Regions from separate parts of the Homo sapiens genome. Here regions 1, 2, 3, 5, 6 and 7 are each linked to region 4. Evidence: chromatin contacts called from ENCODE Hi-C or POLR2A ChIA-PET data. All regions are on one chromosome and are shown on one strand. The core of a region is the stretch at or near the end of the contact, and the rest is flanking DNA. Distances in the headings are between cores, read along the strand shown.

Region 1 (4,176 bases), core at 897-3,396, 740 kb before region 4:
GCAGGGGAGGAAGGAAACGTTGGGGGAGTTATTTTCAGAAGCAGGGGCAGGACATGGCAGAGGGAAGGGGCTCTGGGGAGCTGTGTCGGGGGTCCCCAAGCCCACCCCAGGTTCCGCGACAGGCAGGGAGGACTCGCAGGACTCAGTACAGTCAGAGGGAGGCCAGGCACAAGCTTCCTGACTCTCTCCTAGTGGAGTTATACAGGACGCATTTAATTCTCCTAAATACCAGTCATGACAATACACATGAAATGCTGTCTACACGGGAAGCTCTAAAAAGCCAGGGTTTGTTTTTGTTTTTGTTCTGAGACGGAGTTTTGCTCTTGTTGCCCAGGCTGGAGTCCAGTGGCGCGATCTTGGCTCACTGCAACCTCCGCCTCCTGGGTTCAAGCGATTCTCCTGCCTCAGCCTCTACAGTAGCTGGGATTACAGGCGCCCACCACCACTCCCCGCTAATTTTTGTATTTTTAGTAGAGATGGGGTTTCACCATGTTGGCCAGGCTAGTCTCGAACTCCTGACCTCAGGTGATCCACCTGCCTTGGCCTCCCAAAGAGCTGGTATTACACACGTGAGCCATCATGCCCTGCCCTTTGTAGAGGTTAAGCTTTGCTTAGCACTTCTGTTGTTCAGGCAGGAGACCGAGTTCCCCGAGGAGTCCCAACTCCCCAGCAATTCTGTAGAGGGTAAACCAGGACTCTGTTAGCTCAGCCTCCCAATCACGATACTACATCCGTTTCCTACAGAGTCATCTCCCTGGATCTGAATCCTGAGGAGCTGAAACCTGCAGGGCTCAGTTTACTCCTCTGTGAAATGCGCACACTGTCCTCTGTCTCCAAGAGTCTTTGCACGCATTCCTTGAGGCAAGGGGGATAAAGTGCTCTTTGCAGTGTCTGGCACCCAGTAGGTGCTCCAAACACAAAGTGCTTTATTTTCCAGTGGTGCAGTGGAGGTATCTGTCATAATCCATACTCACACTCCCTTTGTATCCCAGGGCTCCTGTTTCCCAGGAGTTCCTACAGCAAGCCTGAGACTGCTCTCCTAGAAAGACCTGCGTGGGGCCGGGCGCGGTGGCTCACGCCTGTAATTCCAGCACTTTGGGAGTATGAGGTGGGTGGAATGCCTGAGATCAAGAGTTCAAAACCACCCTGGGCAACATGGTGAAATCTCATCTCTACTAAAATACAAAAAAAATTAACCAGGCATGGTGGCGGGCGCCTGCAGTCCCAGCTACTCAGGAGGCTGAGGCAGGAGAATCGCTTGAACCCAGGAGGCAGAAGCTGCAGTGAGCCAAGAACGTGCCACTGCACTCCAGCCTGGGAAGCAAGCGCAAAACTCCATCTCAAAAAACCAAAAAACAGAAGTGTGCCAACAGTATAGTTTATACTGAACCTCTGCTTTTCTTCTGGGAGTCTGGAATCTTGGCCACTGTCAGGCAGAGGTTATCTGCATGACCAGACCCCAGTAAAATCTTGGCCACTGTAAGGCAGAGGTTATCTGCATGACCAGACCCCAGTAAAAAAAACAAAACACACACACACACACACACACACACACACACACACACACACACACACACACACACACACACACACACACACACACACACACACACACACACACACACACACACACACACACACACGCGCCACCCCACCCCACCCCACCCAAAGTACACGATTGGTTACAGTCCCCAAGTGGGGCGGGGCTTCTCAGAGCCACGCCCCTCAAGAAGAGGGCAAAACACGGCCGCCAGCATTTAAGGAAGCCCCGCCCCCAGAAAAAAAACCCTATCTGGTGGTGATTGGGTAAAAGCCCAAGCCACGCCCCGCAGGTGACTAACTACACCCCAGCCCAGAAGGGAGACTTAGCGAAGGCCCACCCCCCCGACGGAAGGCGATGGGGAGGAGTCTAGGGAGGAGTCTGGGAAGCCCCATCTCGCGGAAGGCCGCTGGGAAAGAAGGGTTCCAAAGAAGAGATCTCAGGAAGCTCCTCCCTCTCCCGGAGTTCCGGGATGTCCTGCTCCGATTGAAAAGCCCCAGTCGCCCAACACTTACGTTTAATACTTTTCGCTCCGACATCTTTGCCTTCTGATCACCTCGCAAGCACCTGAGAAATGGTTAGGCTGGGTAATTATCGAGCTTTTCCGACGGAAGCCTTACTTCCGCAAACGTCACTTCCTTCGGCCGCTATTATTGGCTGCAGCATACACAGCAGACCTCTTTCATTGGTTCCAATCCCCGCCTATCAAGCTGGAAGTCCCAGCGTCTTCCCTCCGGAGTTGCAACCTGAGTAGCGCGAAATAAGGATTCCGGGAGCCATGTGGAATTGGAGAATTTTGTATAGTGCGCTGCGCCCCCTAGAAGCGGGCAGCGGCTCGTTAAAATTTTGTAACGTGACCTCTTGTTCTTCATTCTTTTATTCAGCAAATATGTATTATGCGCCTGCCTTGTATTCTGGGCTCTGGGAATCCACACATCGTTCCTGGGCCCGCAACTCTCACATGGGGTTGGGGCCACACATAGGGTGACTTAAGAGGACCCTGGACGACTCTTGAGTCACAGACATTGACTTAAAGATCAGGCTCCAAACCAACTTCCTAAACATACGCAGTGTCTCCCAAATGTCCCTCCATTGCCCACCTGTGCCTTCCCCTTAACGAGGACTTCCCATCCCATTCCTTCCCCAGCCTCCTTCCCCAGCCTCCTCCCCACCTTTCATGGACGTTTCCTCTGTGTCAGATTGTTCCAGGAAAGGGGTCCGGATCCAGACCCCAGGAGAGGGTTCTTGGATCTCGTGCAAGAAGGAATTCAGGGCGAGTCCACAGTGCAAAGCAAAAACAAGTTTATTTAGAAAGTAGATGAATAAAAGAATGGCTACTTCACAGACAAAGCAGCCCCAAGGGCTGGTGGTTGCCCATGTTTATGGTGATTTATTGATGATATGCTAAACAAGGGGTGGATTATTCATACCTCCCTTTTTTAGACCATATAGGGTAACTTCTTGATGTTGCTGTGGCAATTGTTTGTTTATTTATTTATCTTTTGAGGAGTCTTGCTCTGTTGCCCAGGCTGACGGGCAGTGGTGCGATCTTGGCTCACTGCAACCTCTGCCTCCAGTGGTGCGATCTTGGCTCACTGCAACCTCCACCTCAGGATTCAAGTGATTCTCCTGTCTCAACCTCCCGAGTAGCTGGGATTACAGGCACGCACCACCACACCTGCCTAATTTTTGTAGTTTTAGTAGAGATGGGGTTTCACCATTTTGGCCAGGCAGGTCTCGAACTCCTGACCTCAGGTGATCTGCTCGCCTCTGCCTCCCAAAGTGCTGGGATTACAGGCATGAGCCACTGCACCTGGCCAAAAATCAACTCCATCTTAAAATTAACAAGGCACATTCGCTGCCAGTCACGAGCCAGGGTCATAAGATGTTTACAATTGAGAAAACGTCTTACAAATGCCTAGGAGGACACACTACTACAACAATGGAAGGTCCAGATGTCCTGATATTGCATAGCAATGTATGCTTTTAAGATCGTTATAGTCGCCAGGCGCGGTGGCTCATGCCTGTAATCCCAGCACTTTGGGAGGCCAAGGAGGGTGGATCACCTGAGGTCAGGAGTTCGAGACCAGCCTGGTCACCATGGCCACCATGGTGGAACCCCATCTCTACTAAAAATACAAAAATTAGCCGGGCGTGGTGGCGGGAACCTGTAATCCCAGCTACTTGGGAGGCTGAGGCAGGAGAATTGCATGAACCCAGGAGGCTGAGGTTGCAGTGAACTGAGATCGAGATTGTGCCGCTGCCCTGTGGCCTGGGCGACAGAGTGAGACTCCATCTCAAAAAAAAAAAAAAAGAGAAAAAAAAGAAAAAGATACCGGGCATGGTGGCTTACGCCTGTAATCCCAGCACTTTGGGAGGCCGACGTGGGCGAATCACCTGAGGTCAGGAGTTCAAGACCAATCAGACCAACACGGAGAAACCCCGTCTCTACTAAAAATGCAAAATTAGCCAGGTGCGGTGGTGCAGGTCGAGAGTTCAAGACCAACCAGACCAACATGAAGAAATCTTGTCTCTACTAAAAATACAAAATTAGCCGGGCATGGTGGTGCATGCCTGTAATCCCAGCTGCTTGGGAGGCTGAGGCAGGAGAATCACTTGAACCTGGGAGGCAGAGG
Region 2 (3,632 bases), core at 240-2,739, 970 kb before region 4:
CCCCAACAGTCCCGATGCCAACTTCATTCTAAGGTCCAGTTCCCCGAGTCCCAGTGACCCCGTGAACAGAGCCCCGAGCCCCATTCCCCCACCCCCAGCCCCTCACTCAGAGGTCCCAGCTTCCCTTAGCCTTGACCCTCAACCTTCCCCCCTGACTGCCTCCTCCAACCCTGGACCCCTAGCACATGGCCCTCGGCCCCCCAGCCCCTCAAAACTGGGCTTCTCCAGGACCCACAAGGGAGTGCTTCAGCCCCCATATCTGACCCCAAATCTCAAGTTCCGCAGTTCTGCTCAAACTTGAACCTTGAGCCCTCAGGCCTGGGATCCCCAGGCCCTCAGGTGAGGGTCCCTCAGGTCCCAGACCCTCCCAGACACCCTGCGCACGGCTCCCTGAGGCACCCTGGACACCCCCAGACACACGAGGCGTGGCTCCCTCTGGGCCAGGGCAACCCCAGATCCCCATGGTGCAGCTCCCTCAGGCACAGAAGCCCCAGACCCCCAGAGCGCAGCTTCCTCAGGCCCAGGACCCCCAGACCATTGGCGCCGCAGCTCCTTCAGGCCCTGGACACCCCCCAGATCCCCACGGCGCAGCTCCCTCAGGTCCAGGACCGCCATTCCCCCAGAGTGAGAATTTATCAGGCCCCAGACCCCCAGGGCACCGCTTCCTCGGGCCCGGGACCCCCAGACCGTCGGCGCGCGGCTCTTTCAGGCCCCAAACACCCCCAAACCCCCAAGGTGCGACTCCCTCGGGCCCAGGATACCCCCAGACTCCCAGGGAGCGACTCTCTGAGCCCCAAAACCCTCATACACCAAGGGCGAGAGTCTCTCAGGCCGCAGACACCCTCAGAACCCCTAGGCGCGGCCCCCTGAGGCCCAGGGCCCCCAGACCCCGGGGCGCGGCTCCTGCAGGGCTTGGACACCCCCAGAACCCCAGGACGCAGCTCCCTGAGGCCGAGGACCCCCAGACCCCGGGAGGGGCTCCTGCAGGCCCAGACGGCGGGTCCTGCAGGATCCGAACACCACCAGACCACAAGAACGCGGCTCCCTGCAGCCCAGGACCCCCAGGCCCCGAGGGCGGGGCTCCCTGAGGCCCAGGATCCCTAGACCCCGGGGCGCGGCTCCGGCAGGCCCCGGACAACCCCAGACCCCTAGGGCGCAGCTCCCTGCGGCCCAGGACCCCCAGACCCCCAGGGCGGGGCCGCTGCGGGTCTCGGACACCCCCAGACCCCATGAACCCCAGACCCCCGGGGCGCAGCTCCTTCAGGCCCAGGACAACCCCGGCCCTCCAGTGCCCGCCTCCGGCCCGGGGCCCCCGCTGCCCCCCCCCCCCCCCCCACCGGCCCCATCTCCCGCGCGGCCTCACCCTGGCAGGCCAGTGAGGGTAGCCCTTCATCTTAGCGAACACCAAGTCCCCGGGCTTGAAGGCGTGTGGCATGCTGACGGCGAGAGGCCCAGGCCGCGGAAAGCGGCTGCAGCGGCGGTAGCGGCTGCGGCGGCGGCGGCGGCGGCAGCGGGAGGCGAAGCCGGGGGCGGGAGCGGGACGCCGAGGGGGCGGGGGAGGCTGTCTGGGCAGCCTGCCGACGCGCGCTTATTGGGCGTTGCGCCAACGGAAGTTCAGCCCTCCGGCCGTCACGGGCCGGCAAAGCCGTCGATCAGGACCACGTGCAGGGGACAGAGAAGGGAGGCGACCAATAAGAACAGAGGTTGGAGCACAGCAGTTAACGGGATTGGATAACGGACAGACCCAAGGGGCGTAACCCAGAGACTCTAATGGGAGGTTATGGGAGGTGAAAGGGAAAGGTGGGAGGAGACGAACAGACGCTCTAAGGGAGTGAAGGGGTGGAGCTTAAGGGAAAGAGGCAGGACATAGACCTCCACAAGAGAAGGGGATATAAGGAGGGCAGAACATTGGATACCGCAGAAAAGAAGGCCAATCACTTAACGCAATGGGCGGGTCATTGACAGCCTCTCCCGCTCAGGAGGAGAGGCTTAAAGTAGATATGCAAGCCATTGGATACCACAAGAGAAGCGCCTCAAGGTAGGGAGCAGGCATTGGCCATCACAAGAGGCGGGGCTTCAGCGGGAACGTCGGCCATTGGCTATCGAAAGAAGAGCGATACAACATAAAACAGGGACGGGCGATTGCCAGCTCGAGGAGGCGGGACTTAGAGGAAGGGGCAGGCTCCGGGGGAGCTCTTAGTATAAACAGCCACAAAATGCACAAAATAGTTATTTCTTCACTTAGTTAAAAACTTAACTGAGTACCTACTATATGCCAGGGCCCCAAAACGCCACACAGACCTATTCATTCATTCAAGAAAAATGTACTGAATACCGTGGGGCCGAGTCACTTGATTGTCCTGGGCTTCGCTCTCTGCACTTGGAAGATGGGGCCCATAATGATTGTGAGGACCCTGCTCTAGACTGAGCCCGGCAACAGGAAATACAGGAAGTATTAGAAGCTATAACTCGGCCGGACGCGATGGCTCACGGCTGTAACCCCGGCACTTTGAGAGGACGAAGCGGGCGGATCACGAGGTCAGGAGTTTGAGACCAAGCCTGGCCAACATGGTGAAACCCCGTCTCTACTAAAAATACAAAAATTAGCTGGGCGTGGTGGCACGCACCTATACCAGCTACTCAGGAAGCTGAGGCAGGAGAATCACTCGAACCCAGGAGCGGGGGGTTGCAGTAAGCCGAGATCGCGCCACTGCACTCCAGACTGGGTGACAGAGCAGAAAAAAAAAAGCTATAACTCTACCTTCCGGCAGGGCGTGGTGGCTCACGCCTGTAATCCCAGCACTTTGGGAGGCCGAGGTGGGTGGATCACGAGGTCAGGAGATCGAGACCATCCTGGCTAACATAGTGAAACCCCGTCTCGACTAAAAATACAAAAAAAATAGCTAGGCGTGGTGGCAGGCGCCTGTAGTCCCAGCTACTAGGGAGGCTGAGGCAGGAGAATGGCCTGACCCCGGGAGGCGGAGCTTGCAGTGAGCCGAGATCGTGCCACTGCACTCCAGCCTGGGCGACAGCGCGAGACTCTGTCTCAAAAAAAAAACAAAAACAAAAAACAAAACTCTACCTTCCAGGAATCAAGTATAACAGGGCCAAGAAATGTTAAGTTTTAAAATTTGTTGATGTTGCTGTGTTTTGTTTTGTTTTTTGTAATTAGGATCCATGGTAAGAACTAAAATGAACCAGGGTGCTTGAGGAAAAAAAGCTGAATAATGGAGACGACTTCTTCTCTCCTGGGGGATCACAGAGGGTTACTGGATGAAGTGAGTTTAACCAGACACTGGGAGAATGAATAGAAGTTGGACATGATAGTGAGGCGAGCCCTGGGAGGGCATGAGGAGCAGAGGGAAGAGCAAAAACAAGCGTCTGATCCTCACTTAAGGTCAGGAGTACGAGACCAGCCTGGCCAACATGGTGAAATCCCATCTCTAGAAAAAATACAAAAATTAGCCGGGCGTGGTGGTGGGCGCCTATACTCCTAGCTACTTGGGAGGCTGAGGCAGGATAATCACTTGAACCTGGGAGGCGGAGGGTGCAGTGAGCCGAGATCACGCCGTTACACTACAACCTGGGTGACAGAGCGAGACTCCGTTGCAAAAAACAAACGAGACCGGGCG
Region 3 (3,866 bases), core at 1-2,500, 720 kb after region 4:
GTGGTGGGCGCCTGAAATCCCAGCTGCTTGGGAGGCTGAAGCAGCATAGCTTGAACCCGGGAGGCGGAGGTTGCGGTGAGCCTGTGTGAGCAGAGATTGCACCACTACACCCCAGCCTGGGAGACACAGACTGTCTCAAAAAATAAACCAACAAATAAATAAATAAACAGTACACAGGTCACATCGCCCCTTTGCCTCTAAATTAAAAGGGTCTTGGCTGGGTACAGTGGCTCATGTCTGTAATCCCAGCACTTTGGGAGGCCGAGGCAGGTGGATTGCTTGAACCCAGGACTTCAAGACCAGCCTGGGCAACATGGCGAAACCTCGTTTCTACAAAAAATTAGCCAAGTGTGGTGGTGCAGGCCTGTAGTCCCAGTTACTCAGGTGGCTGAGGCGGGAGGATTGACTGAGTCCAAGAGTTCGAGGCTGCAGGGAGTCGTGATCGCACCACTGCACTCCCGCTTGGGAGACAAAGTAAATAAATAACAAAATTAAAAGGTCCCCTCGTTACGTTCCAGCCAAACTGACTTTCTGCTCTCCAAACACGTTCCCTCCTCCCGGGACGCCTCCTTCCCCGGTCTTGGCAGGACACTTGCTTCTCCCAATCAAGCAAGTCGACGCTCACCTCTTCAGAAAAGCCCCCCAGGAACCACCCTCTCTCTAAAAACGTGTCCCTGGGACTGCCCCGTTCGTGTTTATCTGCACCAGAGCACCGATCCCTCCCTATCTTCGATCCTCTCTTATTTAATTTTTGAATGTCTGTCTGTGGCTCTAGAATTCCAGGAAAACGGGACTGGAGTCGTTAAATCACGGCCTCCCCAGGGTCCGCCACGGGGCCCGACCCATCCGGAAGGGAAGCGCCATCAACTTTGCAGAATGAATGAAGCGCTGGAAAAGCTGGTTCATTCATTCGGCAAACGAGAGAGCAGGGTCGTCCACCTCCCCCGCTGCCCCTCCAGCCCGGCCGAGGGTGGCTCGGGGGTCGCTTCGCTCCAGCCTTAGGCCCAAGTCGCGACCCCGGGAGGAGCGAGGGTGCAGGGGACGCCCGGGTCCGGCGAGCGGGGTAGTCGGTACCTGCGGGGGGCTTCATGGCGGGTGGGTCTGCGCCTGCGGCTCCCTCCCTCCTTCCACCTGCTACGCGTCCAGCCACCTCGGCCACTGAGGCCGCCTGCCTCGGCCCAACCGCCGCCACCGCCGCCACGGCCGCCTGAGGACCAAGGGGCCCGCCGCCCGCGCTCCCGGGGCATGCTGGGGCGGCGCGCGCACAGGGAGGGCAGGACGCACGCGCCCCTGAGCCCCGCCCACAGCTAAAGGAGGAGGGCCGGGAGTGCGCTGGAGCCCTCTGCGCACTCGCCGTAACCCTCCCGGTCCGTTATTGGTCTCGGCGGTGCGTGGGCGGAGCCTCTTGCTCTACCATTCCAGAGCCGCTGGGGTGGCTAGGACGGACGGTTTCCTTGGAAACCGCGCACGCCGCTGACGCCTCTGAGCCTCTGCGCGGCTCATTGCGCTGAGACTTCGCTTGGGCTTCAGGCTACCGCGTTAATGTGTACTTGCCTCGCTTCTTATAGCTGTGTGTTGGGCCAGTGTTATTATTGATCGCTTACTGTATATCCCAGGCCCACTTTCCAGCATCTGAATCCGACGAATCAATTAAATTAACCAGAAGTTTTGGTGCTTTGGTTGTTTTTGAGACGGAGTCTCGCTCTGTCGCCCAGGCTGGAGTGCAGTAGCAGCAATCTCGGCTCACTGCAACCTCCGCCTCCCTGGTTCAAGTAATTTTCCTGCCTCAGCCTTTCCAGGAGCTGGGACTACAGGCGCCAGCCCCCACCCCGGCTAATTTTTGTATTTTTAGTAAAGAGGGGGTTTCACCATGTTGGCCAGGATGGTCTTGATCTCTTGACCTCGTGATCCGCCCGCCTCGGCCTCCCAAAGTGCTGGGATTACAGGTGTGAGCCACCGCGCCGGGCCAAGTTTTTTTTTTTTTTTTTTTTTTTGTCAGAAACAAAAGCAAGTAAACGGATTCATGTCAAATAACAGGTGTTGTGGAACAGTGCAGTAGCCTGACCTACATGCAGTGTTGTGGGTTAAAACAAAAAACATCTTGAACCATCTGTCTTGAACTGTTAGGGCACCCAGAAAAAACAATGTACTACAATTAAACTGGCAAAAACCAAAACAACCGACCTCCTTTCTTCCCTTTTTTTGTTTTTGTTTTGTTTTCTTTTGCTTTGGAGGGGCTGGAGGGAGTCTCGCTCAGTCGCCCAGGCTGGAGTGCAATGGCGCGATCTCGGCTCGCTGCAACCTCTGCCTCTCGGGTTCAAGCGATTCTCCTGTCTCAGCGTCCCGAGTAGCTGGGACTACAAATGCCCGCACCACGCCCGGCTAATTTTTGCATTTTTAGTAGATACAGGGTTTCACCGTGTTGGCCAGGCTGGTCTCGAACTCCTGACATCAAGTGATCTGCCCCCTGGCCTCCCAAAGTGCTGGGATTACAGGCGTGAGCCACCACGGCCGGCCTCACCTCCTTTATTTCTGCAAAAGAAATTAAAATAATCCACGCCATTAATCGTGCATGTATTTTGAGTAGGACGAAAATGAATTGGGAGAACATTTCTGGCAACTGTAACTTAGATGGTGATCAGTTTTCTGTCGTCCTTGGAAATGTCTCATCACATGTCTTGAGCAACACCAAGATTAATTTTACATCGGCGTTCATTTTCGCTGTTCCCTGTGCCTGGGGTCCGTTTGGACTTTCCTATCCTTGAAATCCAAATGTAAAGGATGATCTTTCCTACCCATCCCATGCGACTTAGCTCCCAGTGACAATCACACTACCTTCATTTTTTTTTTCTTAGTGTTTGCTGTGAAATTTGTTTCTCTATTTATGTACTAGTTTATTAGTTTATAGTCCGTCTACCCCAATGCAAAATAATGAGAGTAGACACTTTGCTGGTTTTTATGGCTGCTTTGCAATAAATATTGAATGAATATTAGGCACCTGCTGTCTACAAATGGCTCTATACTCACAAACGTCTCACACTGCATGAAAGAATGCATTTGTGGGTGAGTAGATGGGTGGGTGAATAAATGAACAAAGATAGTAAGCGGGTAACACTGACTCCCATTCATTGCGCAGCTGTGACGCTCTGGAGTCCAGGTGTCCAAACGCGGCTGCACCACGTGGCCGGCCCAGCACCACGTGGTCAGCTCGGCGACCGGCTGGAGTCAGCCACTGTTCCACCGTGCACCGCTTCATTCCCGCTCTAGAGGGCAAACCAGACCCGATTTCCGGCCTCCATTAGGTCGCAGAGGTCAGTTGCCCTAACAACCAGCTGGTTCCCGCCTCTACGTTGCGTCACTTCCTTCCACGCCCGCCTCCATCATTAACGCGCCTGTGCAGAAGGGAAGCAACTCCGGGCGCCTTTCTTTTGCGCAGGCGTCGCGCCCTGGGGCCGGGGCCGGGCGGCACCGCGGTGCGCAAGCGCAACCGTCGGTGGGTCGGGGATCGGTCGCCTGAGAGGTGAGTGAGGGGCACTGCGCTGAGCCTGGTGGGTCTGGGGTCTGCGGCTCGGGGCCCACGGGGCCCCAAAGCTCGTAAGAGTTTGGGGATCGTGAGGCCAGGGTCACCGCGACCCGCGGGGTCCTGTGAGTAGGCGGTGCGGAGGGGAAACTGAGGCCGGGCGCCATCGGGCAGGCCCTTCGAGCCCTGATCTCCCTTCCCCAGGCCCCAGGTCCTGGAAATGCTGGTCCGCGGCCTGGTGGCGAGGACGGCGGGAGGGGAAGGCGCCCCGCATGTAGTGAGCGCTCGCTGGGTGTTCGCTGCCGTTCCGCTCTTATTAACCGCCTGGAAACGTCGTCCCTGTGAC
Region 4 (4,147 bases), core at 1,503-4,002:
GGAGGTGTCGGGGGCAGAAGAGAGATGAGGTCAAACACTCCCTTTCCTGCTGGTAGGTGCCCAGGTCCCTGTGGCAGTGCCAACAGGGGGCCCGCTGTGGGCAAGCACACAGCCCAGGGCACTGAGCAGGCCGGAGGCGGAGCGGGGACCAGGCAGGCACACTCACTGCCCTCACGGGGCTCACAGTCCAGACATTGGGGACAGGCTGCTTTCTGTACTGGGCCGTTCTGGGCACAGTGGGGGCACTGAGCAGCATGCCTGGCTCAAATACTGCCAAATGTCCCCTGGGGACAGAATTGGGCAGTGGAGAGCTTTGCGCCAGGAGAAAGGAGTGACAGCGCTGAGTTCCTAGAAGACCAAGCCCCTGGATCTTCACCTCTGCCTGGAGTCCCCGGGAGCGGCCCTACACACACAGACTTTCCATCCTCTCCCCTCTAAATGACACCAAGCAAAAGGTCCTCAGAACCAATTCCATTCTGGGACTCCCAAACCCAGAAGTTCTCAGTCTACAAAACCCCTCTACCAGAAACCCCATTAAACAGTAAGTGGTTTGAAAATCAACGTAAGGCCGAGCGCGGTGGCGCACGCCTGTAATCACAGCACTTTGGGAGGCCTCGAGGCGGGCAGATCGCCTGAGGTCAGGAGTTGGAGACCAGCCTGGCCAACATGGTGAAAACCTGTCTCTACTTAAAATACAAAAATAGCCGGGCGTGGTGCGCACACCTGTAATCCCAGCTACTCAGGAGGCTGAGGCAGGAGAATCACTTGAACCTGGGAGGCAGAGGTTGCGGTGAGCCGAGATCGCGCCACTGGACTTCAGCCCAGAGCGAAACTCCATCTCAAAAAAAAAAAAAAAAAAAAAGAAAATCAATGTAGCCCCACCTTGAAGACCAATCCGGCTTGTCTGTTTCTAGAAACTCCTCCTCCAAACCCCAAAGCCCCACCCCAACCCCTACCCCCACCACTGCCTGCAGCCAGGGCACAGGTTCTGAAATTTGACCTGGGAAGCAAGTCACAGGGGCAAACTGGCGGGTACCACCTTGCCAAGATACCCCTCCCCAGTAAAGCACCGGGCTTGCCTTTGAGTAAGTGTCTGCTCCCTTAGCAAAACCCTCTGCAACCCAACTCCGCTCGCTGCTCAAGGCGCCGGGCAGCGGCCAGTGGCCAGCACACCTGCCTCCACTTGGGATTCCGAAGGAAATGACAATCGGGTGTCGCCAAAACACACGGGCCCCTGACACAGGAGGAGGCCCACGCGGAATTCCGCATGACAGACGGCCCCCGACACATCCACTCCGGGGACCAAACCTAGGTGATGCCGTCAGCTTCTATCCCCACCCCCACCCCGAGAGAGACCACTCCGCCTTCACTTCAAAGTCCCCGCAGGCTGCCCTCATGCTGGTGGTGTGTGTCCTTGGTGGATGGTTTTCCCTTAGGTAAATCACCCTCCTTCAAAGCACATAGGTTGGGGTGGGGGCCTCACCACGGAGAGGCATGAGGTCATCGCCCGGTAGACTGGGGCGGGGCGGGGGAATCGGAACCAGAGAGACGCCCTGAACCAGAGGATGAGTTTGGGGTGGAGAAAACAGGGGAAAAGACAAAACAGATTTAGGCTGAACATCTGCATATCGGGGGTCTCAGGACGTGGGGTGGAGACAGGTCTGGACGGTGGAAGAGGGGGAGGGGGTGTCACAGGTTTGAGTAGGGGTAAAACGGCTCTGAATGGGGGGCACACTCCATATTCTGGGGATCCGAGATGGCCAGGCTTGCGTTTGGAGAAGACACGGGGCAGGACGCAGGACGGAGGTTCAGTTCGGAGGAGGGAGGGGCTTGTGCACGGATAGCTCGTCTGAGGCTTTGGTGGGAGAGCTGGATTTCGGGGGAATGGGGGCTGGTAGGGGGCACGCTGGGAGGGTGGGGGAGCAGAAATCAGCGAGATGAGGTGAGACGGGGACATCCATGCACTCAACCCGTGCCTGCGGGGACTGGTGGACACAACAGTGACCACAGACACAGGTTTCCGGGTGTCCCGGGCTGGGACTGCATTTTACTGGGGCGAGGGGCTGGTTGCGGCCTGGGCGAGCCATCGCACACCACAGGCTCAGCGATGGGGGGCGGCTTCGTGTGGGCAGGACCCAAGCTGGGAGGGTCTGAACTGGGAAGTCCCGGGGATGACAGGCCAGGGAGAAATCACCCGGGTTAGGAGGCGGGGTCTGCTGTTCTAGGGGTGCGCAGTGGGGTCCCCTGGTTGGGGGTGCAGGGCTCAGCCTATTTTAAAAAGAATGGTGGACGCTGACGGCGGCTGCGGGGAGGTCACGACTTACAGGTGGCTCGGGGTGGGGGTCACGGCAGGCCCCGACGTGGGGGGGACGCTGGGATTTGGGTGTTAACTCGGGAGACGCGGATGCTGAGGTCACCCGGGCCTAGTTCGGCCTGGGAGGCGGCATTCGAGGGGACTGGGGGCTCCTGGAGGGGCCTGAGCTGGGGTGGGGGTCGCAGCCCGCCCCGCCGTCCCGGTTTTGGGGGGTCGCAGTCAAGCTCCGCCGCCTAGGGCCCGGGGGGCGGGTCCCCGACCCCGGCCGCCTCACCTGGCTCGCTCCCGTGGCTCGCTGGCTCCCGCCGACCCCGCCTCTCCTGGCACCGCACAGCGCCCGCCTCCGGCCTCCGCAGCTCCCGCAGGCCCGGCCGCGGCCGCCGCTGACGGGATCCCGGGCTCCGCGGTCCCTAATATGGCGGCGGTCGCTCCTCCGCTGCCTCCCGGCTCCCTCCCTCCGCCGCGCGCGCCCGGCCGGCCGCGCGCACCCCCGCAACCCGACCACGCCCCCACGCCGCGCGCGGCTAATCGCGGCCACGCCCCCCGCCTACCCCACACACCGCCAGGCCCTGCCCAACACCCAGCCAGGCCCTGCCCACTCCGAGTGGCTGCGCCTGCGCGCGTTGGGCATCTCGGGAGGACGTGACGTCTCCCGCGATTCAAATCAATACAGGAAGCGCGGCTCCACGCGTTGCCCAGGGCAACCGCGGCCGGAAGAGGACCCGCGGGGTGCTAGACGTTGCAGAAATGGCTCTGGTAGATGGAGGGCGTGGTTCCCACTGGGGACAGTCGCGGAATGGGGCGCCCCAGGGCAGACCCTTCCTAGGGTAGATCGAAGCCAGGCACACCTCAGTGCGGCATTGACGTCGCGCCTAATGAGCGCAGATGGGACCCAACACCAGGTGCGTGTCCCGAACGTACAAACGTCACTGCTGAGAGTCATTAATTTATTCAACAAACCTGCATTGCGCTCCTAAGTGCTGCTCCTCCAGGCCCCAGTGAGACAGCAGGGAACAAAACAGGTTTTTAGGCCAGGTGCGGTGGCTCAAGCCTGTAATCCCGGCACTTTGGGAGGCCGAGGCGGGCGGATCACCTGAGGTACGGAGTTAATCCCAGCTACTCGGGAGGTTGAGGCAGAAGAATCCCTTGAACCCAGGAGGCAGAGGTTGCAATGAGCCGAGATTGCGCCACTGCACTTCAGCCAGGGTGACAGAGCAACACTACGTCTTGAAAAAAAAAACAAAAAACAGGTTTTTAAAAAAATTATGGGCCGGGCGCGGTGGCTCACGCCTGTAATCACAGCACTTTGGGAGGTGGAGGTGGGTGGATCACCTGAGGTCAGGAGTTCGAGACCAGCCTGGCCAACATAGTGAAACCCCGTCTCTACTAAAAATACGAAAAATTAGCCAAGCATCGTGGCAGGCGCCTGTAATCCCAGCTACTGGGGAGACTGAGGCAGGAGAATTGCTTGAACCCGGGAGGCAAAGGTTGCAGTGAGCCAAGATCGCACCATTGTACTCCAGCCTAGGCAACAGGGCAAGACTCAGTCTCAAAAAAAAAAAAAAAAAAAAAAAGGTTAAACATAGAATTGCCACATGACACAGCAGTAACACTCCTAGGTATCTACCCAAGAGAAACAAACATGTAACATCCACGCAAAAACTCACACACCTATGTGCATAGCAGCTTTATTCATAACATCCACAAAGTGCACACAACCCAAATGTACATCCACAGATGAAGGGAAAATGCTCCATTCATACAATGACACGGTGTTTTGCAATATGAGGCAATGAGGCTCGGACACAGGCTACAGATTGGATGAACCTCGAA
Region 5 (3,774 bases), core at 70-2,569, 950 kb after region 4:
ATATACCCAGTGTGGTGGCACGTGCCTGTCATCCTAGCATTTTGGGAGGCTGAGGCAGAAGGATCACTTGAGCCCAGGAGGTGGAGGCTACTGTGAGCTGTGATTGTGATTGCACCATGGGACTCCACGCTGGGCAACAGAGTGAGACCAGGTCTCTAAAGAAAAGAAAAAAATATATATATTATATATTATATATAATATATTATAGTTCACTGCTATAATATACTATTATATCATAGCTCACTGCAATCTTGAACTCCTGGGTTCAAGCAATCCCTTTGCCTCAGCCTCCTGAGTAGCTGGGACTATAGGTGCACGCCACTGTGTATACATATATACATATAATATATACATATGTGTAATATATATTACATATAATATATACATATGTGTAATATATATTACATATAATATATTACATACAATATATTACATGCAATATGCACATGTATGTAATATTACATAGAATATGTACATGTATGCAATGTTACATATAATATGTACATGTATGCAATATTACATATAATATGTACATGTATGTGATATATTACACATGATACGTACATGTGTGTGATATAACATTACATGCAATATGTGCATATATGTAATATATTGCATGTAATATGTACATATATGTAATATATTATATGTAATGTGCACATGTGTGTAATATAACATATTACATGTAACGTGTGCATGTATGTAATATAACATATTACATGTAACGTGTGCATGTATGTAGTATGATATATTGCATGTAATATGTGCGTGTATGTGATATGATTTATTACATGTGATATTACATATATGTAATGTGATGTTACATGTAATGTGTACATATATGTAATGAGATGTACATATAAAATATAATATATAGTATATAATATATAACATAATATATTGCATATAATATATAACATATATATTGCATATAAAATGTATATTACATATATATATGTATATATATATATGCTCAGCACCATGCTGGCATGTCAGTATCTAAGAGATGTGAGCTGAACCTGAAACCATCGCTGATCTGTTTCATTCGCGTTTTTCTAGGAATTTGTCCATTTCGTGTAGATTACCTAATTGGATGTCACACACTGGTTCATAATGCTACCGTGTTCTCTGATAATGCCTTTTATTTCCATACAGTTGGTAGTAATGTCCTCCTTTCGTTTCTGCGTGTAGTTATCTGCATCTTATTTCCTCTTTTTTTTTTTTTTTTTGGTTTTGCTTTTGGTCAGCCCCGCTAGAGGTTTGTCAATCACCTAGCTCTTTTCAAAGAACCAACTTTTGGTTTCGTCGACTCGCCAGTTTTTCTCATCTCTGTCTCGTTTATCGCTGCTCTGATCTTTACAATTTCCTTCCTCCTGCTGGCTTGGGGCTGCCTTCGTTCTTCCTTTTCTGGTTCCTTAAGGCAGCAGTCCTCAACCTTTTTGGCCCCAGGGAGTGGATTCGTGGAAGACAGTTTTTCCACAGACAGTGGGGAGGTGGGGGGGGTGGAGCCGGGAGGATGGTTTGGGGACGATTCAAACGCATTACTTTTTTTGTGCACTTTGTTTCTGTTATTATGACATTGTAATATATAATAAAATAATTCCACAACTCACCATAATGTGGGATCACTGGGAGCCCGGAGCTTGTTTCCTGCAACTAGATGGTCCCTGGGCTGGGTGTGGTGGCTCACGCCTATAACCCCAGCATTTTGGGAGGCTGAGGCGGGTGGATCACTTGAGGTCAGGAGTTCGAGACTAGCCTGACCAACAAGATGAAACCTCATCTCTACTAAAAATACAAAAATTAGCCAGGCGTGGTGGTGGGCACCTGTAGTCCCAGCTACTTGGGAGGCTGAGGTAGGAGAATCGCTTGAACCCGGGAGGCGGAGGTTGTAGTGAGCCGAGATCGCACCATTGTACTCCAGCCTCGGCAACAGAGCGAGACTCTGTCTCAATAACAAACAAACAAATAAAAACTAGATGGTCCCATCTGGAGGTGATGGGAGACAGTGACAGATCATCAGGCATTAGATTATTTCTGTTTGCTTGTTTTGAGACAGAGTCTCTCTCTGTTGCCCAGTCTGGAGTGCAGTGGCATGATCTTAGCTTACTGCAAACTCCGCCTCCTGGGTTCAAGCAATTTCCGGCTGATTTTTTGTATTTTTTAGTAGAGATGGGGTTTTATCATGTTGGCCAGTCGAGGCCATTAGGCATTAGATTCTCATAAGGAGCGTGCAACCAAGATCCCTTACATGCACAGTTCACAATTGGGTTCACGCTTCTATGAGAATCTGATGCCACTGCTGATGGGACAGGAGGCGGAGCTCAGGCGGGAATGCAAGCGTTGGGGGGCAGCTGTGAACACACAAGCAGTCAGGCGCCGTGGCTCACGCCTGTAATCCCAGCACTTTGGGAGGTCAAGGTGGGTGGATCGCCTGAGGTCAGAAGCTCGAGACCAGACTGGCCAACATGGCAAAACCCCATCTCTACTGAAAATAAAAAAAATTAGCCGGGCGTGGTGACGCATGCCTGTAATCCCAGCTACTTGGGAGGCTGAGGCAGAAAACTCACTTGAGCCCGGGAGGCAGAGGTTGCAGTGAGCTGAGATCGTGCCGTTGCACTCCAGCCTGGGGGCCAGAGCGAGACTCTGTCTCAAAATATGTGTGTGTATATATATATATTTTTTAAATATATATTTTATTTATAAATATGTATATGTGTTTTTATATATTTATAAATATATATTTGTTTATATATTTATAAATGCATATTTATATATTATAGATAATAGATAAATATATATTAATAAATACATATAAATATATTTTTATATAAATAATAAAAGATTGTATGAAAATATAATTTACCAGCACGGCAGGGCTTTTTGGCGTTCCCTAGATTTTGCCCCCAAGGTGAGTGCCGCATGGCCTCACCCTAGTCCCGGCCCCCACACAAATGACACTCAGGATGACGACGAAGACAGTGATGATTTAAAACCTGGCCGATGGCCGAGGGGTCGCATGTGCCCGTGGTGTCTGGTCTGGATCCTTTTACGTCCTTCTCCATGAATATATTCTCCATGGAGAAGTCCCTGCCCTCTCTCCTGTTTTCTGACCGGGAGACCAGACCTCCTTTGCTGGAGGTCAAACGGCCAGGGTGAGGTCCCTGGAGCCTGCCCTGAGCCCCGTCCTCTGGGACACACAAGTGCTGGCTGATGGCAGCGTGGCTGGACGGCAGGTGGCACGGAGCTGCCTGGGCAAGGCTCAGGTGTCTCCAGGCCGCAAGCTCAAGCTGCCAGCCATGTGGCCACGTGCCGTGGGGATTAGGTCCCTATGCTGCAGCATCTGCTGGGAGGGATGACAAGAGGCTCCAGCAATGACATCAGGCAGCTCTCGTCGGGCCCTGGCTAAGTCCCCTGGCCCTGTTCCCAGCAGCCGGGCCATCCCCACCACTGACGCCTCCCTGATCCTCAGCTCCCCCTACTCAGCGACTCAGCAGATACCTCTCCCGTGCCCCCTGCAGGCCAGGTCCACTGCTCCAATTCCTTTAGTTCTCCTAGGATCCCTGGGGAGCAGGGCTCATTGTCCCCATTTTATAGGTGGGGAAACTGAGGCTCGGCAACCAAAAGATGTGGCAAGGCCCGGGGGCTGGCCAGAGGCAGAGCGGGATTGGAGTCACGAGACTTGCCACAGAGCAGCTGGTGGTCCCTCAGGCTGTGTAGGCCACCTGCTCATCTGCACAAGCCCCTCAGAGCCCAGCAGGGCCATGGTCACTC
Region 6 (3,836 bases), core at 824-3,323, 840 kb before region 4:
CAGGAACACCTCTCAGGCCGGCTGCAGGGCCTCCTCAGTGCCTGGGAGTCCACACCCACAAACCTGATCAGCCTGCACCAAGCTGCCTGGCAGATATCTGCACCCCGCCCACCATGACCAAGAAACCCCTAAGATCGGGGATAGGGTCTGTCTGTCTTGATCACTGCTGTGTCTCCAGGATGCAACACTCAGCAGTTGCTCCATTCAGAAACTCCCATTCAGAAGGGGAATAATGTGCTACCATTCACAAATCAAACAATAATGACAACAGTAATAGTAATAATACAGGGCTGGGTGCAGTGGTTCACGCCTGTAATCCCAGCACTTTGGGAGGCTGAGGCGGGCGGATCACCTGAGGTCAGGAGTTTGAGACCAGCCTGGCCAACATGGTGAAACCCCATCTCTACTAAAAATATAAAAATTAGCCAGGCGTGGTGGCGGGTGCCTGTAATCCCAGCTACTCAAGAGGCTAAGGCAGGAGAATTGCTTGAACCGGGAGGCAGAGGTTGCAGTGAGCCGAGATCATGCTACTGCATTCCAGCCTGGGCAACAGCGCGAGACTCTGTCTCAAAAAAAAAAAAAAAAAAAAAAAAAGGCCGGGCATGGTGGCTCACGCCTATAATCCCAGCACTTTGGGAGCTGAGGCAGGCGGACCACGAGGTCAGGAGTTCAAGACCAGCCTGGCCAATATAGTGAAACCCCGTCTCTACTAAAACTGCAAAAAAAAAAAATTAGCCAGGCGTGGTGGCGCATACCTGTAGTCCCAGCTACTCGGGAGGCTGAGGCAGAAAATCGCTTGAACCGGGAGGCAGAGGTTGCAGTGAGCCGAGATCGAGCAACTGCATTCCAGCCTGGGCAAAAAAGCGAGACTCTGTCTCAAAAAAAAAAAAAAAAAAAAAGTACTAATACCTACCACAGATAAAGTGCTTACCATGTGGCAGGCGCCTGCTGAGGGCTTTATTCATTTAACCATCCCCTAATTTTCCCATGGTGGGGAAATATTCCATTTCACGGCTGGGAAACCACAGGAAGGCCGGGGTGTTGCCCATCTGACCCTGCGCGGGTGGTGGCTCCTCTCTGAGCCTCAGCTTCTCCTTTGTGGGATGGGGTGTTTGGTAATCTACGTCCTCCCCACCAGAAGGACCCATCTGTGCCTCAGATTCCTCTCTCCACATGGGGCTTGTCCCGTAAAAAGAGCTCCGGGCCTCAGTGTCCCCTCCACGGGAGCTCCTCCTGCAGGAAAGGAGCTCTGGGCCTCAGTTTCCCCTCCCCACACTGGGGCTTGTCCTAAAGCAAGGGAGCTCTCCAGGCCTCAGTCTCCCTTCCTCACACCGGGGCTCTTCCTGCCGCCAAGGGAGCTCCGGGCCTCAGTCTCCCCTCTTCATGTCGGGGCTCTTCCTGCAGCCAAGAGAGCTCCGAGCCTCAGTTTCCCCTCCTCACACTGGAGCTCTTCCTGCAGTCAACGGAGCCCCGGGCCTCAGTTTCCCCTCGCCACACCGGGGCTCGTCTCTCAGCAAGGGAGCTCCGGGCCTCAGTGTCCCCTCCCTACACTGAAGCTTGTCCTGCAGCAAGGGAACTCCAGGCCTCAGTTTCCCCTTCCTGCCCGAGCCGCGATGGGACGAGGGAGGCGGGGTGCTCACCAGGTAGTAGATGGACAGCACCCCGGCGCCAGGCTCCAGCAGCGCGTCTTTGAGGAGCACCCGCAGTGTGACCGCGCGCCTGGTGAGCGCGCCCCCGGGCCCGCCGCAGCCCCCCGCCCCGGCCCCGCCGCCGCCGCCTCCTCCGCTGACGCTACTGCCGCCGCCGCCACTGCGTCCACCGCCCGCTCCCGCATTCGGCCGCTCAGGGTCCTCGGCCTCCGCTTCGTCCTCGTCCTCCTCCGGCGCCTCCTCGCCCGCACCGCCCGCCGGGGACAGCGGCTCCGGAGCTGCGGACAGCGAGAGGCTGCAGGGAGGCCGCTCGCCCCACGGCTCTGCAGCCCCGCGCCCCTGCAGCCCCGCGCCCCGCGCCTCCGCCCCGCTGGGCCCGCCGTACCTGCCATGGCCGCGCCTCCCCGCGCCCGGAGCTCTAGACTCCGGCTTCCCGGCACGTCACGCGGCCCCGCCCCGGGGAGGGGAGGGGCGCCCCAACCATTGGCCGTCGCCGGGGTCGGGGGAAGGGCTCGGCGCGCTGGGGTGGGCGGAGAAACTGAGGCCTCGGGGATGCCCACGCGGGAGAGAGATCGGGAACTCAGCCCTCTGGGAACATTCGGGAAACTGAGGCGTGACGGGGTGTTGACCGGGAGCTCATTGGTGCGAATGGGGAAACTGAGGCCTCGCTGTCCAGGGATAGAGGTTGCAAGGTGGAAGCCTGGGGCGGGTGCGCGAGTGGCTCAGCCTGCTGCAAGGAGAGGAGAAGGTGAGACCTGCGGTCACCGCACTTGAGGAACTCAGAGGCCTCGGCCTTTAGGACCAGGGGAGAAACTCAGGTCCAGGGGAACAATGCGGACTCCAATAGGGAACAGCCTCGCGCAGACACAGGTGGAGCCAAAGAGCCCAAGCCGGCCTCAGTCGCTAAAGAATTAACTCCCACCCTCCCGGGCGGCCCTCGACTGATTCCATGATTGGACCGTTGCGGAGCCCGCCAGCCAATGATAAGAGTCCCATTTATTTCACCCTCAACCAATCGATAGCAAGCTACTGGATTCCCGCACCAACCAATCCGTGTCAACTATCTGATTACACCAACTCGGATTTGACCAATGGGCAGACGTCCATGTAAACCAATCAGTAGAAACCCTTAGTTATGAGCGCAAACCATCAGAGGCAGGGACTGGACTCACCAGCCAATCAGCTCCGGGTATAAGGCCAGCCGAGTCCGGCCCTCCATACCCTTGGGCGGAGCAGGAGGCAGGGCCGGGCTCGTTGCGCGCCTGATCAGTGCAGCCCCGGCCTTTGTCCCCTACCCTGTTTCTGCAACTACATCCCCGACCCTGTCCTGGGACCTTCGTCCCGGAGCCCAGGCTCTGGGATTTCCCTCAGTCCCTGGCAGGGTTGAAAGTCCGGGATGGGGACTTCCTAAAGCTCCGGGACGCCGTGGGATGGGCTCAAGTGCGGGTGGCTTTGCCCAGACCGCAGTCGGGAAGTGGGAACTGGACAGTAGGGGTGCGGGGGAGGCTCTCCAGGGTGCTCGGGAATGTTCTCAGGAAGAAGACTTGACATAGAGCAAGAGCTGGGTACATGTGAACTATTGTTGTCCAGCCCAGGCACCCTTTAGGGGCCCCACCCTGACTGTCCAGCCAACAACGGGCATCCCCAAGGCCTGCAGACTCAGCATAGCCCAAACCGGCCTCAGTTTATTTCCCCAACTCCTTACGCACTTTCTCTTTGGCTTTTTTTCCGTCCCCTGCCTTCCAAAACCCTGAGCCACACCTCCAGCCTCTTGCACCCAAATCCTGGCCATCGCAGTGAGTCTCAGGCCTCCAAACTCATGCCCCACCCTGTCGGTCTTCCACCATTGCCCCAGAGGGCTCTTTCTAAAATGCACCTATTACCACCTCCCTCCCATATTATTATTTTGTTTTCTTTTCTTTTCTTTTTTCTTTTTTTTTTTTTTTTTTTTTTTTTTTTTTTGAGACGGAGTCTCGCTCTGTCACCCAGGCCGGAGTGTAGTGGCAAGATCTTGGCTCGCTACAACCTCTGCCTACCAGGTTCAAGCGATTCTCCTGCCTCAGCCTCCCAATTAGCTGGGACTGCAGATGCACATCACCACACCCAGCTAATTTTTGTATTTTTAGTAGAGAAGGGGTTTCACCATGTTTGCCAGGCTGGTCTCGAACTCCCAACCTCAGGTGATCC
Region 7 (4,126 bases), core at 1,627-4,126, 680 kb before region 4:
TGGCCTCTACCTGTCCACCTATCTACTCGTGAATTCTCCAAGCCACCCTTCCACGCATTTACCACCTATGCACTCACCTGGACATCCATCCTCCCACCTAAGCACTGTATAACCACCCACTGGCCACCACCCACAAACCCACCCACCCAATTCATGTTCTCATGGTTCTTCATCACCCTTTAATCAGATTTCACCCACACATCCATCCACCCACCCAAACACCTACCAACTCCCACCATTCATCCATCCACTCATCCACCCATCCATCCACTTATCCATCCCTTCATCCATCCACCCAACCACCCATCCATCCATCTGCCCAAGCATCCATCCATCCACCCATCTGCCCACCCAATCACACACCCATCCACCCATCCACCCACCCACCCATCCACTCATCCATCCACTTATCCATCCCTCCATCCACCCACCCAACCACCAATCCATCCATCCACCCACCCACCCACCAGTGCATCCATCCACCCACCCACCAGTCCATCCATGGATCCTTCCATCCATCCATCCATCCACTTATCCATCCCTCCATCCATTTGCCCAATCACCCACCCATTCATCCATCCACCCATCCATCCATACATCTACCCATTCACCCATCTACCAAACCACCAATCCACCTATTCGCCCCCCATCCATCCACCCACCCATCCATTCATCTACCCCTCCACCGGTGCCCATTCACTCACTACCTACCCTTTTTTCTTCTACCTCTGACTGGAGGATTCAATCACACCCAAAGCAGGGGGTAATAAGACACCCAACAGAGGAGTTCACAGGCTGCTTGGGAGAAGACAATCCGTGGGCTTGGGGGAGGGAGAAACGCCTGCTAAATTTAGGAAGCTGCTTGCTGGAAGAGGTGATGGTAAATAAGAAGGGCCTGATGGCCGGGTGGGATGTTGAGCACCTGCCTTGGAGGAAGCTAGGCAGGGCACAGGCCGGCAAGTGGGAAGTGCGTGGGTGAACGAGTGCATGTGTGTGTCAGGGTACCTGGGTAGCTCCGCAGCCTGGCTAGGACTCAGCACGGCTTCTTTCTCCCACATACAAGGGCTCAGGGGCCTGGGGCCATAAGGGGATCCTCCGTCCTGGGCCTCTCCCACCTCCTTCCTCCCCTACCTCCTGCAGCTCCAGTGCCCCGAGCTCCCGGCCACAGTGCCCACTGCCGGCTCCGGTTACCCACTCCCAGCTGGGCCACGAGCAGCTCCAGCCGCTCCACTCTGACACCTGATCGGCTCTGAGCAGGCGGCCGCCCCAGGGGGCCGGGGATGAGCCGAGGGAGGAGACAGGCTGGCAGCGGACTGCCTGTTGGCCAACTGGCTCTGGCGGGAAGACACCCACGATCTTCCCTATCATCACTGGACTGATTTCAGTTTCTGGAAGGAGCCATGCTCTTCCTCTTTCTCAGCCTTTGCACTTGCTGTTCCCCCCACCAGGAACATTCTTTCTGTACTTCATGTCACCCCAACCGGCTCTACCTGACTCATGCACTCTTTATTTATTTATTTATTTATTTTTGAGACGGAGTTTCATGCTTGTTGCCCAGGCTGGAGTGCAATGGCGCGATCTCCGGCTCACCGCAATCTCCGCCTCCTGGGTTCAAGCAATTCTCCTGCCTCAGCCTCCCGAGCAGCTGCGATTACAGGCCACCACACCCAGCTAATTTTGTATTTTTAGTAGAGACGGGGTTTCTCCATGTTGGTCAGGGTGGTCTCGAACTCCCAATCTCAGGTGATCCACCTGCCTTGGCCTCCCAAAGTGCTGGGATTACAGGTGTGAGCCACTGCGCCCGGCTCACTCACTTTTTAGATCTTTGCTGCAACATCCCCTCCTCCAGGAAGCCCTCCCGGATGCCCCCAGCCTGGGTCAGGTGCCTCCTGTGAGCCCCCTCACTGCCCTGTGCCCTCTGCATCACCCATTGCACCCCAACCACACCATGTCACCATTACCTGGTCACATGTTTGTGTCCACCCGCAGCCACCAGGGCATAGATGGTACCACCTTTGCTCTCCAGTGTGCCCAGTACAAAGTAGGTACTCAACACATGATTCTTAAATGAGTCCTCCAGGCCACCAGCCCCATTGACCTTGAGCAGGACCTGTCCTGCAGAATGCAGAACCTCCAGTTGGATGATACTCAGATAACTTGGCCGGACGCAGTGGCTCACGCCTGTAATCCCAGCACTTTGGGAGGCCGAGGCGGTCAGATCACCTGAGGTCAGGAGTTCGGGACCAGCCTGACCAACATGGAGAAACCCCGTCTCTACTAAAAAATACAAAAATTTGCTGGGTGTGGTGGCGGGCGCCTGTAATCCCAGCTACTAGGGAGGCTGAGGCAGGAGAATCGCTTGAACCCAAGAGGCGGAGGTTGCAGTGAACCGAGATTGCGCCACTGCACTCCAGCCTGGGCAACAGAGCGAGGCTCCGTCACACACACACACACACACACACACACACACACAAATGAGATATTCAGGTAACTCTGCGTGGCATTCAAAACCCTTAGGCTGGGGTCCCTGCTGTCCGGCTCTGTCCTTACGGAATTTACTAATCCGTAAAAGGGGTTGTGGGGACATGGATAGCCTGTGTCCCGCATTTTAGAGGTGACTGGAGAACTCTCACGTAGGCGGCCGCCCCAATTTCCCGCCCGGGTCATCGGGGAGCCCCTTCCCAAGCCCCGCAAACACCTGCATGCAAAGAGGCAGGCTTCCTTCTGACAGCAGATAACATGTCGCCTGCGGCGTCAGCAAGAGGCGCATGCGCCTTGCCGTGGGAGGCCGGGTGCGCAGGACTGGAACGCGGTTCCTCCTTCTTCCCCGCCCCGCCCCGCTTCCGGCGGAAGCGGCCTCAACAAGGGAAACTTTATTGTTCCCGTGGGGCAGTCGAGGATGTCGGTGAATTACGCGGCGGGGCTGTCGCCGTACGCGGACAAGGGCAAGTGCGGCCTCCCGGAGGTGAGCGCGTCTGAGGGTCCCGAGCATCGCGCCCCAGGGCCGCGGGCTGGGAGCGGCCGGATGGCAGGGGGGCATTGTGGGAATATCAGGGGGCACTGAGGCTAGACAATGGGAGGGACTTCCCAGTGAGGAAGGGGCGGGAAGTGACGCCCCTGCGCGCCGGGGGACGCCAACACGCCCAACTCTGTGGTCACCCTGTCGGGGCTGATCGGGGAGAGAGGGGATGTAGTTCCAGGAAGAGGGGACGACAGGCGCAAAGGGAGGTGGGAATAAACACACCTGGAGAACGATTAGGCCTGGGAGGTTTCCAGAGCCGGGCCAGGACGGGGCTCAAATGCCAGGCTGGGGAGTTGGCACTTTATCCTGAGGGTGATGGGGAAGGGTTTTGCCCTGGCGAGGGGACTGGACAGAATGTGCCAGAAAGATCCCTCCAGCCACTCAGAGGGGAAGTGGAGGGATCGGCTGCCCCCTCCACGCACTGTGGGACTTTGGGGAAGTCACTTCCCTTTTGGGTCTCCATCTCCAAACTTTCTGCAAACGAGGTGAAGATGGCCCCATTCCATAAGGCTGGCCCATGCATTCTGACTCATGCATTTAATGAGCGCTGATGGTGTGCGCCCGTCCAGAAGCCCCACTCTTCACTGCTGCTGTTAGTCACTTTATTATTATTATTATTATATTTTTGAGATGGAGTTTCTCTGTCGCCCAGGCTGGAGTGCAGTGGCGCGATCTCGGCTCACTGCAACCTCCGCCTCCTAGGTTCAAGCGATTCTCCTGCCTCAGCCTCCTGAGTAGAGTAGATGAGACTACAGGCACCTGCCACCACGCCTGGCTAATTTTTGTATTTTTAGTAGAGGCGGGGTTTCACCATGTTGGCCAGTCTGCTCTTGAACTCTTGATCTCAAGTGATCCACCCACCTTGGCTTCCCAAAGTGCTGGGATTATAGGCGTGAGCCACCATACCCGGCCTGTTAGTCACTTTATTCCACCAACATTTATAGAGCACTTACTGTAGCTCAGGCACTTTCTAGGTACTAAGGCCACAGCCAGGAGCAACACAGATTAAAAACCCCTCCTTCTAGTAAGGGAGACTGACTAGGGGTTGCATGGAAACCAGTTGGCCAAGGGAGGCATCACTGTCACTGAAGTGACATCTAAGCC

Evidence for each region. Hi-C counts contacts between places; a loop is a spot of excess contacts on that map. ChIA-PET counts read pairs that join two places held with the same protein, here RNA polymerase II (POLR2A). Pooled maps may share reads with other maps.
Region 1: a loop to region 4 is called in a map of ascending aorta, with 4 times the contacts of the local background. The contact joins the promoter of YJU2 here to the promoter of FZR1 in region 4. A Hi-C loop is called at or near these places in 1 of 168 maps with a recorded cell type or tissue (ascending aorta) and 15 of 50 pooled maps. POLR2A ChIA-PET finds 5 or more read pairs at or near these places in 4 of 52 experiments (GM10248, GM12878, activated CD4-positive, alpha-beta T cell and 1 more).
Region 2: a map of B cell shows a loop between it and region 4 (6-fold over the local background). The contact joins the promoter of HDGFL2 here to the promoter of FZR1 in region 4. A Hi-C loop is called at or near these places in 1 of 168 maps with a recorded cell type or tissue (B cell), 2 of 37 single-sample maps with no recorded cell type and 10 of 50 pooled maps. POLR2A ChIA-PET finds 5 or more read pairs at or near these places in 1 of 52 experiments (naive thymus-derived CD8-positive, alpha-beta T cell).
Region 3: a map of CD8-positive, alpha-beta T cell shows a loop between it and region 4 (4-fold over the local background). The contact joins the promoter of THOP1 here to the promoter of FZR1 in region 4. A Hi-C loop is called at or near these places in 2 of 168 maps with a recorded cell type or tissue (CD8-positive, alpha-beta T cell and naive thymus-derived CD4-positive, alpha-beta T cell), 5 of 37 single-sample maps with no recorded cell type and 17 of 50 pooled maps.
Region 5: a pooled map shows a loop between it and region 4 (4-fold over the local background). The contact joins the enhancer-like site here to the promoter of FZR1 in region 4. A Hi-C loop is called at or near these places in 1 of 50 pooled maps. POLR2A ChIA-PET finds 5 or more read pairs at or near these places in 2 of 52 experiments (PC-9 and naive thymus-derived CD8-positive, alpha-beta T cell).
Region 6: a pooled map shows a loop between it and region 4 (16-fold over the local background). The contact joins the promoter of MPND here to the promoter of FZR1 in region 4. A Hi-C loop is called at or near these places in 2 of 37 single-sample maps with no recorded cell type and 9 of 50 pooled maps. POLR2A ChIA-PET finds 5 or more read pairs at or near these places in 1 of 52 experiments (activated naive CD4-positive, alpha-beta T cell).
Region 7: a pooled map shows a loop between it and region 4 (9-fold over the local background). The contact joins the promoter of SIRT6 here to the promoter of FZR1 in region 4. A Hi-C loop is called at or near these places in 1 of 37 single-sample maps with no recorded cell type and 9 of 50 pooled maps. POLR2A ChIA-PET finds 5 or more read pairs at or near these places in 1 of 52 experiments (activated B cell).

The regions. Positions count from the first base shown.
Region 1 is chr19:4,245,050-4,249,225 of GRCh38, reverse strand. YJU2 (YJU2 splicing factor homolog) reads right to left here and starts at 2,146. Exons shown (of 8, transcript NM_018074.6): 1 at 2,056-2,146. The coding sequence starts at 2,079. RefSeq lists enhancers at 1,987-2,076, 2,417-2,556, 2,315-3,086.
Region 2 is chr19:4,470,154-4,473,785 of GRCh38, reverse strand. HDGFL2 (HDGF like 2) reads right to left here and starts at 1,489. Exons shown (of 16, transcript NM_001001520.3): 1 at 1,364-1,489. The coding sequence starts at 1,435. RefSeq lists silencers at 1,294-1,353, 1,384-1,563 and enhancers at 2,064-2,413, 2,674-2,843.
Region 3 is chr19:2,782,887-2,786,752 of GRCh38, reverse strand. It overlaps THOP1 (thimet oligopeptidase 1), which reads right to left and starts at 1,250. Exons shown (of 13, transcript NM_003249.5): 1 at 1,075-1,250. The coding sequence starts at 1,090. SGTA (small glutamine rich tetratricopeptide repeat co-chaperone alpha) reads left to right here and starts at 3,480. Exons shown (of 12, transcript NM_003021.4): 1 at 3,480-3,520. RefSeq lists silencers at 964-1,423, 1,454-1,563, 3,509-3,558 and an enhancer at 3,049-3,118.
Region 4 is chr19:3,504,916-3,509,062 of GRCh38, reverse strand. It overlaps FZR1 (fizzy and cell division cycle 20 related 1), which reads right to left and starts at 2,752. Exons shown (of 14, transcript NM_016263.4): 1 at 2,589-2,752. RefSeq lists enhancers at 1,998-2,207, 3,018-3,277, 3,328-3,377 and a silencer at 2,548-2,697.
Region 5 is chr19:2,550,581-2,554,354 of GRCh38, reverse strand. The region is part of intron 3 of GNG7 (G protein subunit gamma 7); the gene reads left to right. Among named protein-coding and RNA genes, the nearest start is that of GADD45B, 76 kb to the right of the region's middle. Within about 2 kb of position 1,319, at least 12 of the 41 ENCODE cell types and tissues checked have a DNase peak (open chromatin) inside an H3K27ac peak, as active enhancers do.
Region 6 is chr19:4,341,799-4,345,634 of GRCh38, reverse strand. MPND (MPN domain containing) reads right to left here and starts at 2,073. Exons shown (of 13, transcript NM_001300862.2): 1 at 2,035-2,073; 2 at 1,641-1,927. The coding sequence starts at 2,041. RefSeq lists a silencer at 1,932-2,221 and enhancers at 2,290-3,021, 3,042-3,161.
Region 7 is chr19:4,181,313-4,185,438 of GRCh38, reverse strand. It overlaps SIRT6 (sirtuin 6), which reads left to right and starts at 2,876. Exons shown (of 8, transcript NM_016539.4): 1 at 2,876-2,965. The coding sequence starts at 2,900. It overlaps ANKRD24 (ankyrin repeat domain 24), which reads right to left and starts at 2,750. Exons shown (of 22, transcript NM_001393985.1): 1 at 2,699-2,750. RefSeq lists enhancers at 2,693-2,742, 2,813-2,902.